Regions from separate parts of the Homo sapiens genome. Here all the other regions are linked to region 3. The links are chromatin contacts, found by Hi-C or POLR2A ChIA-PET in ENCODE. All regions are on one chromosome and are shown on one strand. The core of a region is the stretch at or near the end of the contact, and the rest is flanking DNA. Distances in the headings are between cores, read along the strand shown.

Evidence for each region. A loop is a pair of places that touch in the nucleus more often than their neighbours do. ChIA-PET counts read pairs that join two places held with the same protein, here RNA polymerase II (POLR2A). Pooled maps may share reads with other maps.
Region 1: a map of lower leg skin shows a loop between it and region 3 (7-fold over the local background). The contact joins the enhancer-like site here to the promoter of LINC02442 in region 3. A Hi-C loop is called at or near these places in 1 of 168 maps with a recorded cell type or tissue (lower leg skin) and 1 of 50 pooled maps. POLR2A ChIA-PET finds 5 or more read pairs at or near these places in 2 of 52 experiments (GM12878 and activated T-cell).
Region 2: a map of Calu3 shows a loop between it and region 3 (3-fold over the local background). The contact joins the enhancer-like site here to the promoter of LINC02442 in region 3. A Hi-C loop is called at or near these places in 1 of 168 maps with a recorded cell type or tissue (Calu3) and 2 of 50 pooled maps. POLR2A ChIA-PET finds 5 or more read pairs at or near these places in 4 of 52 experiments (T-cell, activated CD4-positive, alpha-beta T cell, naive thymus-derived CD4-positive, alpha-beta T cell and 1 more).

The regions. Positions count from the first base shown.
Region 1 is chr12:67,718,811-67,721,842 of GRCh38, forward strand. All of the region lies in intron 2 of LINC02421 (long intergenic non-protein coding RNA 2421), which reads right to left. Among named protein-coding and RNA genes, the nearest start is that of LINC02421, 9.1 kb to the right of the region's middle. Within about 2 kb of position 1,546, at least 7 of the 41 ENCODE cell types and tissues checked have a DNase peak (open chromatin) inside an H3K27ac peak, as active enhancers do.
Region 2 is chr12:67,353,171-67,356,282 of GRCh38, forward strand. No RefSeq gene overlaps it. Among named protein-coding and RNA genes, the nearest start is that of CAND1, 85 kb to the left of the region's middle. Within about 2 kb of position 1,426, at least 3 of the 41 ENCODE cell types and tissues checked have a DNase peak (open chromatin) inside an H3K27ac peak, as active enhancers do.
Region 3 is chr12:67,588,660-67,592,133 of GRCh38, forward strand. LINC02442 (long intergenic non-protein coding RNA 2442) reads right to left here and starts at 1,331. Exons shown (of 3, transcript NR_183543.1): 1 at 1,207-1,331. RefSeq lists a silencer at 948-1,167.

The DNA.
Region 1 (3,032 bases), core at 296-2,795, 130 kb after region 3:
TCTCCACTAGATTAGTTAGATACAGAGTGTCAACACAAAGGTTCTCCAAGTCCCCACCAGAGTAGCTAGATACAGTGTCGATTGGTGCATTCACAAACCCTGAGCTAGACACAGGGTGCTGATTGGTGTGTTTACAAACCTTGAGCTAGATACAGAGTGCCAATTGGTGTATTTACAATCCCTGAACTAGACATAAAGGTTCTCCAAGCCCCACCAGAGTAGCTAGATACAGAGTGTCCATTGGTGCATTCACAAACCCTGAGCTAGACACAGGGTGCTGATTGGTGTATTTACAATCCCTGAGCTGGACATAAAGGTTCTCCACGTCCCCACCAGACTCAGGAGCCCAGCTGGCTTCACCCAGTGGATCCCGCACAGGGGCTGCAGGTGGAGCTGCCTGCCAGTCCCGCGCCGTGCGCCCGCACTCCTCAGCCCTTGGGTGGTTGATGGTACTGGGCGCCGTGGAGCAGGGGGCGTTGCTCATCGGGGAGGCTTGGGCCGCACAGGAGCCCACGGAGGGGGTGGGAGGCTCAGGCATGGCGGGCTGCAGGTCCCGAGCCCTGCCCCGCGGGAAGGCAGCTAAGGCCCAGTGAGAAATCGAGCGCAGCGCCGGTGGGCTAGCACTGCTGGGGGACCCAGTACACCCTCCGCAGCCGCTGGCCCGGGTGCTAAGCCCCTCATTGCCCGGGGCCGGCAGGGCCGGCCGGCTGCTCCGAGTGCGGGGCCGCGAAGCCCCCGCCCACCCGGAACTCCAGCTGGCCCGCAAGCGCTGCGCGCAGCCCCAGTTCTAGCTCGCACCTCTCCCTCCACACCTCCCTGCAAGCTGAGGGAGCCGGCTCTGGCCTTGGCCAGCCCAGAAAGGAGCTCCCACAGTGCAGCGGTGGGCTGAAAGGCTCCTCAAGTGCCGCCAAAGTGGGAGCCCAGGCAGAGGAGGCGCCGAGAGCGAGCCAGGGCTGTGAGGACTGCCAGCACGCTGTCACCTGTCAATAGTAAGTGGTTTGAAAACCATTTAGTATAAAGAAAGGTAGAAGAATCTAGGAATATTTAACCTGGAGAAGACAACTCTTGTTAGGAAAATGGCTGGAGCAATTCTAGGCTTTCCATGATATTCATAAAATCCAGAGCAAAAAAGAGCATTTCCCCAGTGCCTACCTCTTAAGAACAAAGAAACTTATTTCCTCAAAATTTCCGGGAAAGTTTTGGTGTTAGTCAGGGTCTTTCAAGAAGCAGATGTTAAGATGGACTGATATGTGCTCGGATTTTACTAGGGAAAATGAATGTGTAAATGGAAATAGGCAGGGAGCTGGGAAGGCTGCAAGAGCGTCAGGCACTGATGGAAATTTGACTTCAATTAAAGGAAAGGGAGAGAAAGGCCGAATGGAAGTGCCTTATACTGTGCAGTCGAAGCAAATCTTAGGGGAATCCTTCACCCCAAATCAGCTGACAAAGGAGTTGTGTCTCCCAGAAATTAGTCTGTCTTAGTATTCCTTAGGATTCACAAACTTGGGGATGGATTCCAAAGTGCAGCAGCTGGGGCCCTTGGTCAATTATGCTGCCATAGAAGGAGGTGTTCTGGGTGCATTCTCGTGACTGCTACTTCCCTCCTCACGTATCATTGGTCTATTATTAAATCAGTCCTTGTCTCAGGGGATTAATGACCTCATTGGCTGAGGCCTGAATTCTTGAGCCAATCACCCTGGCAAGGGGGCTGGAATTTCCCATAGGCCCATTAAGTCTACTGTCTGGGCCAGTTCCCCTGAAGCATGTGGGTTGTGGGGAGGAGGGACTGATGTCTAAATAAAAAATCTGGATATCTTTAGGAAGGGAAAAGGGAAGTCTCATCTATGATACTGAAATTTGAATCCCTATCTATCTGAGGGCAAAGTCTGTGTTTATTTATCTGCAACACGACACCTCTTAAAATTTATGGTGGCTACAGCTTTTAAAAGTTGTGGTTTTGGGAGCAGGAGGATGGGGTCAAATTCTAAGCCACTGAAAATCATCCTGTTATCTATGCCATATGTGTTGTCAAGCCTGGTTTTAAAGGCTTCATAAATTGTCGATGAGCTGGCATGTGCAGTAGAAATATAACCATCATAATAGCTAATAATTTTAGAGCAATAATGATGCGTCTGATACTGTATTTTATATCCATTCTCACACTTACTGCCCATGGTACCTATTAGATAAGCATCCTTACTAGTTGCAGTTTATCTAGGAGGACACTGAAGTCTTAGGGGGTTAAGGAACTTCCCTGAGAACACAGTTAAGAAGGTAACTGGCTGATTGTCTGATTGCAAAGTTGTAACAGCTCCTGTCCCTCCTCACAATTCTTACTCTATTGCTTCTCCAGCTTGTTTCAACAATGCTTTTAAACAATAAGTTTGCTTTTCAGGAGCCATCCTCTTCCAGGTGAGAGTGGGAGAGCTTTATGTTCTCTCAGGCACTGTATTAGTGGCACTCTACCAACATGGGCTTGCGATGGCCATTGAAGGCTCTTAAGACTGGCACAATGCCAACGGGAAGGGCAGGTTGCCCTCAATGTCCAGGAATTGTAGGTAGCCGAATACAGTGCAGTGCTTTGGAATTACAGCACTTGGCTGACCTTGTAAAGGGAACTGTTTTCCTTATCCATTTTGGTTGCTTAGCTATGTGTTAGTACACACCAAGATCATGTGGAGCTGGCACTTCAGGAACCGAAAGAAAGACAGACAAGGACCAAAATAACAAGGGCCATGCAGAGAATTCCACTGGTCATCTCAGTGACAACTCATATGATTACAGTAATCTTTACTGTGGGTGTGCCCTGCTTTAGGGAACATATGTTAACAACAGATAAATGAAGGAGTGATTATTCACTTTAAAAAGGCATAATGAATTTACAGAAGGATTCACTGGAAGAGTCTTTTAAATATCAATGAAATGCAAGTAAAATGCAATTTATTATACACAATATCATGTAATATGTTTTCAAGAGTACAGTCATTGGGTTAAGGGCTGTTTACATAATTATATTTTGAAGAAATATAATT
Region 2 (3,112 bases), core at 176-2,675, 240 kb before region 3:
AGTCATCTTAGCTGTCCATAGTGCTATGGACCACTGGAAAACAGCCCCTTTCTTAATGTCTTGGCCATCAGGAATGGTCATCCATCTGGCAAACATTTGCAGTTTGCCTACCACGTGTTAGATACAGCCTGGGGTGCTGGGGTTGCAGAGTCAAACTCTTAATCTTTTTTCAGAATGAACCTATGGCAGGTGAGAGGGGAAAACAAACCATTTTACCAGCATATGATGGGCACTGTGATGGAGTTATAAATAGGGTCTTGTAGGAGCATAAAAGCAAGGGGCTGCAGACTGCTTGGATGAGACAAGCGAAGGCAGCTCCTGAGCTGAAGTTTGAAAACAAGTAGGCATTACTCAGACTGTCAAAAGGCAGGCATTGGGCAAAAAAGCAAGAGCATATATGTAGTGTAGTGACTGAGGGTGCCTAGTGTATTTAGGGAAACCTTCAAGTAGCTCTGTATGCTGGAAGTTGAGTTTGTGTTGCAAGTGTGGAAGGTGAGAAATTTGCCTAAAATCAACTGATCAGAGGCTGGTGAACACTACAGGGAAAGGATTGGTGACAATTTAGATACATTTCTGAAACTTTTGAATTTCATAAAAGATGACCTCTCAGTGGCATTTTTTTTTTTTCAAGATGGAGTCTAGCTCTGTGGAGTGCAGTGGCGCGATCTTGGCTCACTGCAACCTCCACCTCCCAGGTTCAAGAGATTCTCCTGCCTCAGCTTCCCAAGTAGCTGGAATTACAGGCACCTGCCACCATGCCCAGCTAATTTTTGTATCTTTAGAAGAGGCGGCATTTCACTGTCTTGGCCAGGCTGGTCTCAAACTTCTGACCTTGTGATCCACCCACCTCGGCCTCCCAAAGTGCTGGGATTACAAGCTTGAGCCACTGTGCCCGGCTGACAATCAATTTTATACCGACAACTCTGTTTACTTTTGTATAATCTTACTGATAGGTTAGAACATGGCTATCTCATTGTGATGACAGATTGCAGGAGACAGTTGCTCAAATGATAGTATCGGTCTATCTTGGTCAAGTGTCTTAGCTATATGAATTTATCATTTAACACTAACAATACAAATGTTCAGCTGGTAAATAGCTCAAAGATCGACAGGAAGGTGTCTAAAACTACAGGAGTGTCCAAGCAAGCAAGGTTTCACAGTGAGGGAGGAAGTGGAATGAAAAGGGGGAGATGGCAGACTTGAAAAGAGCCCAAGAGTTTGGTTGTGGGCCAGTGAAGCATTTCAGTTTTCCGGATAGTTATGAAAACTGAAACTATGACTCCAAATGTGGGTTCAAAGGGAGGGTGGGATGCTGAAATATTGTTTTTGCTTTGTGTAGGCAGAGTTCCTGTCTCAAGAAGAGGTTTGGCAGTAACAAAGTTTAGCTATTCTGCTGGCCATCACTCCGGAAAGTGTTCCCACGAAGTGGCTGACTTAAAAAGTAAGCTTGACTAAGTATCATATCACATGAGCAGCACTGGAAAGAGGCAGAGCTGAGGGAAAGAGGGAAGCTTCTGTGTAGACGTCGACTTTACTCTTTGACCACCATACCTTGCCTTTCAGTTTGTGGGTAGCTTAGGAAACCGAAGTCAGACAACATAATTGGCTTTTGGGGGATAAGAATTGTGTCTTTCGGATGTTTCTCATAGTGCTTTACAGGATATACCCTCAAAAGAAGCTGAAAAAATTTTAAAAAGAAAGTCTGACACATTTCAATGCTGTGTTCAAGCCTTCTGTTTTCCAAAAGAGGCCATCAGGTATCACAGCAAATCACTTTTGTGGATTATAAAAGGAAGGTGACTTGCAGCTCTAAAATCTTAAATTCTCTGCTCCATGTTCTGTGTTTTATAAATAAGCATAATTGGTATTCAGAAAAGAAATCTGCAATCTCAGCCTACTTCAGGATGTTGGTGAGTTGACTAAGCTGTAAAACTCCTTAAAAGTCAGGATGTTTGGGCAGAGGAGGGCAAAATGTCTAGACAGAACAGAAGGTTTAAACTGCCCCTGGTGAAATTTAGTGGGAATTGACTTTAGCAGCTCTTCCTCCTGGGTGAATAGCTTGTGATTTGCGACTGTGAAGTGGTTGGACTGAAATGCTTTCTACTCTGAAGTTGTATGACTTTTTTTTTTCACATAGTGAATAGAGATATTGATGGAAAAGACATAACTATCAAGATAAAAGTGTGTTTTAAAATAATACTTTTAAGTATTCGACTGTATTCCTTTGTCCTTATGCAAACTAAACCTTGAGAAACAAAGACTGGTAAGATCTTGTGGAGAGAAAGTCAAATATTCCAATTCATTTGGCTTTGTTTGTGCCATATGTGTAAATAACTCCAACAAGATAGTCTGAGAAATAAGAGTTCATCTGGGAACATTCTTAGTCTTGTTATTAATGTTTTAAAATCCTTAGAACTCTTTTGCCAAATTCTGAGACTTAAAATGCAAAGATAAGGATGATTATTTTCAGAGCCAAGTGTGGAAATTATTCTTCTAGTATCTCTCTGTGTTCATGCGGTGCTATTGACTCTGGCAAAATGGGATCTCATATCTCTTTACTAATGAGAACTCAAATCTTCCCTGGGGACTGGCAACTTTAAAGGCTCATTACTCATATGTTTGATGTTATCTTTTGCTGGCAAATAACTGACGCTAGAGTCTTGAACATTTGCCTTTTAGGTTTGCTGTTTGCCCAACATTATGCTAATTCATCTGAAATGGAACTGTCAGCGGCTGCAGAATGTCTTTACCTTTCTTGAGAATTGAAGAAATTTATCTTCACTGGAAGCCTTAATACTAAGCACCCTTTTTTTTTTTTTTTTTTTTTTTTGGCGTTCTTGGTCTTTTCTTCCAGGAGGTGGCGATAGAACATCATAAATATCAAGGTACAAAATGCATGCGTTTTTGCCCCTCAAAGCCTCCCATTGTGGAGCTTATGACCAGCGTGAGTTACTATTCAAGATTTGAGCCTTGGGTGAGCTCTTTTATTGTAATATTTGACTTCCAAGTCATATCTGAAGAGAGAGCAGAAGTACTTTCAACTCCACTGATCACTTGTTTTTCCACTTAGCTTCTCATTTTCTGAGTTTGTGCTGTTGAGTGCAGGAAATGT
Region 3 (3,474 bases), core at 81-2,580:
GGTTTTCTGTTCCTTGCTGCCAAAAGCATCCTAACTGACACAAAGAATTATTCCTCTTCCACATTTGTCTTCCTTTCACAGATGAAGAAATAGGGACCCAGAGAAGCCATATAATGTATGCCAAGGTCACACAACCATGATTAAATGCCTTTTTTGTGTGTGAGATGGGGTTTCACTCTGTCACCCAGATTGGAGTCCAGTGGTGCAATCTCAGCTCACTGCAACCTCTGCCTCCCTGGCCCAAGCGACTCTCATGCCCCAGCCTCCTGAGTAGCTGGGACTACAGGCATGTGCCACCACACCCAACTAATTTTTGTATTTTTGTGTAGAAATGGGTTTTGGTCATGTTGCCCTGGCTGGTCTCGAACTCCTGAGCTCAGGCAATCCACCCACCTCAGCCTCCCAAAGTGCTGGGATTACAGGCGTGAGCCACTGCACCCAGTCTGTTTAAATGCCAACTTTATAAACCTAAGATTAGTTGTAAAGGAAATTTTAGAGATGGCTTTCAACATAAGTTGGGTAGCAGATTTATAACAAAGTTCTGGCTGACATTTAGAATAGTGATAAGCTGAGTAATAATATTCAACAGGGAATCTCAGATAACTTCAAGGGGCCTTTTGGAGTCCTGGTGTTTCAATCCAGAAATTCCTTATCCTCTCAGCATTACGTCTGCCAAGCCTACACACCAAGAAACCTGGCCCTGGGATGTTCTAGACAACAAGAAGTTCCATTTAACCACATTCCTTTAAAGTCAAGGGCCAGACTTAGGAAGCCAGCTTCTTGCTTTCTCTCTTCAAGCCCCTACCCGGGTACTTCTAGAGTATGAGAATCAAGGTGCCCAGAAAACAGAAACCAGCAGCCCAAATTGGAGAGAATTTAGACCTTAAAATCTTCATGGGCTCAAAAATTTTCTCATTAGTATCTGCCTTCTGATCATAACGGTCCCAGAAAATTCAAAACATGTCTTGCGGATCTGAAGCCACCCTGCATCTCCAGTGTTAGCGTAGCTCAATCCCCTTTTGTTTTCTACGTTCTTCTCCTTCTCTTCTACCGTCTTTGTCCACACCTCCCACATGTCCACCATATCCAGCCTGGGAAAGGTGCAGCCATGGCTGGGCACGGGAAGGAAAAGGAGGAGTGATGTGCCGTCCCCTCCCCGAAGTCTCAGCCCCAGGGTGGGGTATTATTCTACTTCCTAATCCTTACATTTCTGCAGTGGTTCCTGTCTCTAAAGTCTTCATGTCTCCCTCCACCATGTTTCTTGATGACACCAGAGTTTTATTTGAGAAACATGGAAAAACTGGCCAGTGAGCCCCTCAACCCCAAACCACACCCCCTTTGTGTGGCAGCACAATTAATACGAAGTCCCAGTGTTTGTGTCTGTAGCCTATATTGTTTGCCGTCTGCCTTTGGGAGAGGCAGACCTCCTTCAGGGTCTATCAGCGGCACTTTATTGTTTGTATCTTCTATTTAAATTTTTAATACGGATACATTGATAATTTTAATTAAAAATAACTTTCTGCATTACTTCACAACCTGTTTCTTTTTTTTAGTTTGCGGTAATATGTTGAGAATAGTATGTGATACCTGTGGCAGGAGAGAGGAGTAGATTCCTTTTAAGGCAGTTAGAGGAACTCCTTGTTGTTCAGGCAAGCACCAAGGCAAGAAGCAGTGACAATTTTTCACTGACAGTGCCCCAAACTTGCCCTGCAAAGCTTAAAAGGAGACGCTGCTCTTTGAGGTCCACTGCTTGAATCCAAGGCATGTGCTATGCTTAGTGGAGTGTGTTTAGAGCTCCTTTTTCCAACATGCCAAAAAAAAAAAAAAAAAAAAAAAAGATGCTCATGCTACTTCTTGCTTTCTGTCTATTTCTTTCTTGCCCTTAGGCTTAAAAGTAAGCATGATGGAGAACAAGAGAGAAGGCGTGCCCTGGCAACCATTGCCAGGAAACAGATTTCACTGAAGTCATAAATTAGAAAGATAACCCACTTACCGGAGGTGGGTTCATATGCAATGCTGAAAAATCTGCCAGTATAGAGAATATTGCTACCTTTAGCTTCAGTTTTTTTAATCACTCATGTTTGATAATTATAAAGATGTTTAAAGAGGAAATCATGATGTATAATCCTATCACTGTGTAAGCTCTGCTGATACTTTTTCTCATATAAATGTTTTCTTATGTAAAAATAATAAATACACATGGTAAAACAAAAATCAGACAGAAATATACAAAACAGAAAGTAAAAGTCTACTTAACATATGCTTCCTGCTTTCTTTATTTTTTAAGCTTAAATTTGCCAAAGGAGCTTCCTACTTTCAAAAACTTCTTTACACACACATATATAAATGTGTGTTCTTTTTTATTATTTATGTAAAAGAGATAATGCTGCTCACTTTTTTGGTCTTATATCTTTATTTTTCACTTTTTGGAAATCTACATCAATATTTTAATTCTGCTCTATGACTACATCATATTTTATTGAACCAATCTGCTTTGCAAATGAATTGGTGGATATTGTTGTCAATGAATGATTAAAGGACTTCAACACATTAGAATTAAAATGAAGCTATGAAATCACCTCAATTACCATTTATGAATTTATTATCTCTACTTAACAAGTGTTTATTGAGCACCTAGTATATACCAGACATTTTCTTAGGTGCCAGGGATGTAAGCAGGATAATCATCTCTGAGTCAAATGGATCATAGCCTAAGTGGAGGGAGATAGCTCAGCAAATCAATAATTACTGTCACTGCTGAGATATGAATAACAAAAAATGCTGTAGCCACTGAGATTAGAAGCCCAGTGTAAGCTAAAGTTAAAGGGTTAATGAGGAGAAAATCTTGAGCAAGCCACATGTGGGAAGGCTTGAAGACATGAAGTAGCACAATGTATTCATGGAGGTGCAAGAATTTGGGGGTGGTCAGAGCACAAGTTTCGTGAGGGAATCCAGCCTAGGCAACAGAGCAAGAGCCCATCTCTAAGGCCTTTAAGCTAGAGACAGAGGCTGGGGTCAAAGCCATACCACAAACTTTATCCCAAAAGCCATAGGGAGTCATTGAGGTTTTAAGTACTGTGGGGAGAAGGGAAATGGGAGTGATGTGATAATTTTTAAATAATTTAAGAAAAAAGCAAAAATTAAGGATTAAAATAGAAAAACTTCTGGCTACAAATTCACTCTCAGCATAGAGAAAGGAAATAAGAGCTAGATAAGAAAAATAAACGGGCTGCAGGTGCAGTGGCTTATGTCTGTAATCCCAGCATTTTGAGAGGCTGAGGTGGGAGGATCACTGTAGTTCAAGACCAGCCTGGGCAACAAGGTGAGACTCTGTCTCTATAAAAATAAAAATTAAAAAAATTAACTGAGCATGGTTGCTCATGCCTCTAGTCCTAGCTGCTTGAAAGGCTGAGATGGGAGAATCGCTTGAGCCCAGGAGTTTGAGATTATAGTGAGCTATGATTGCACCACTGC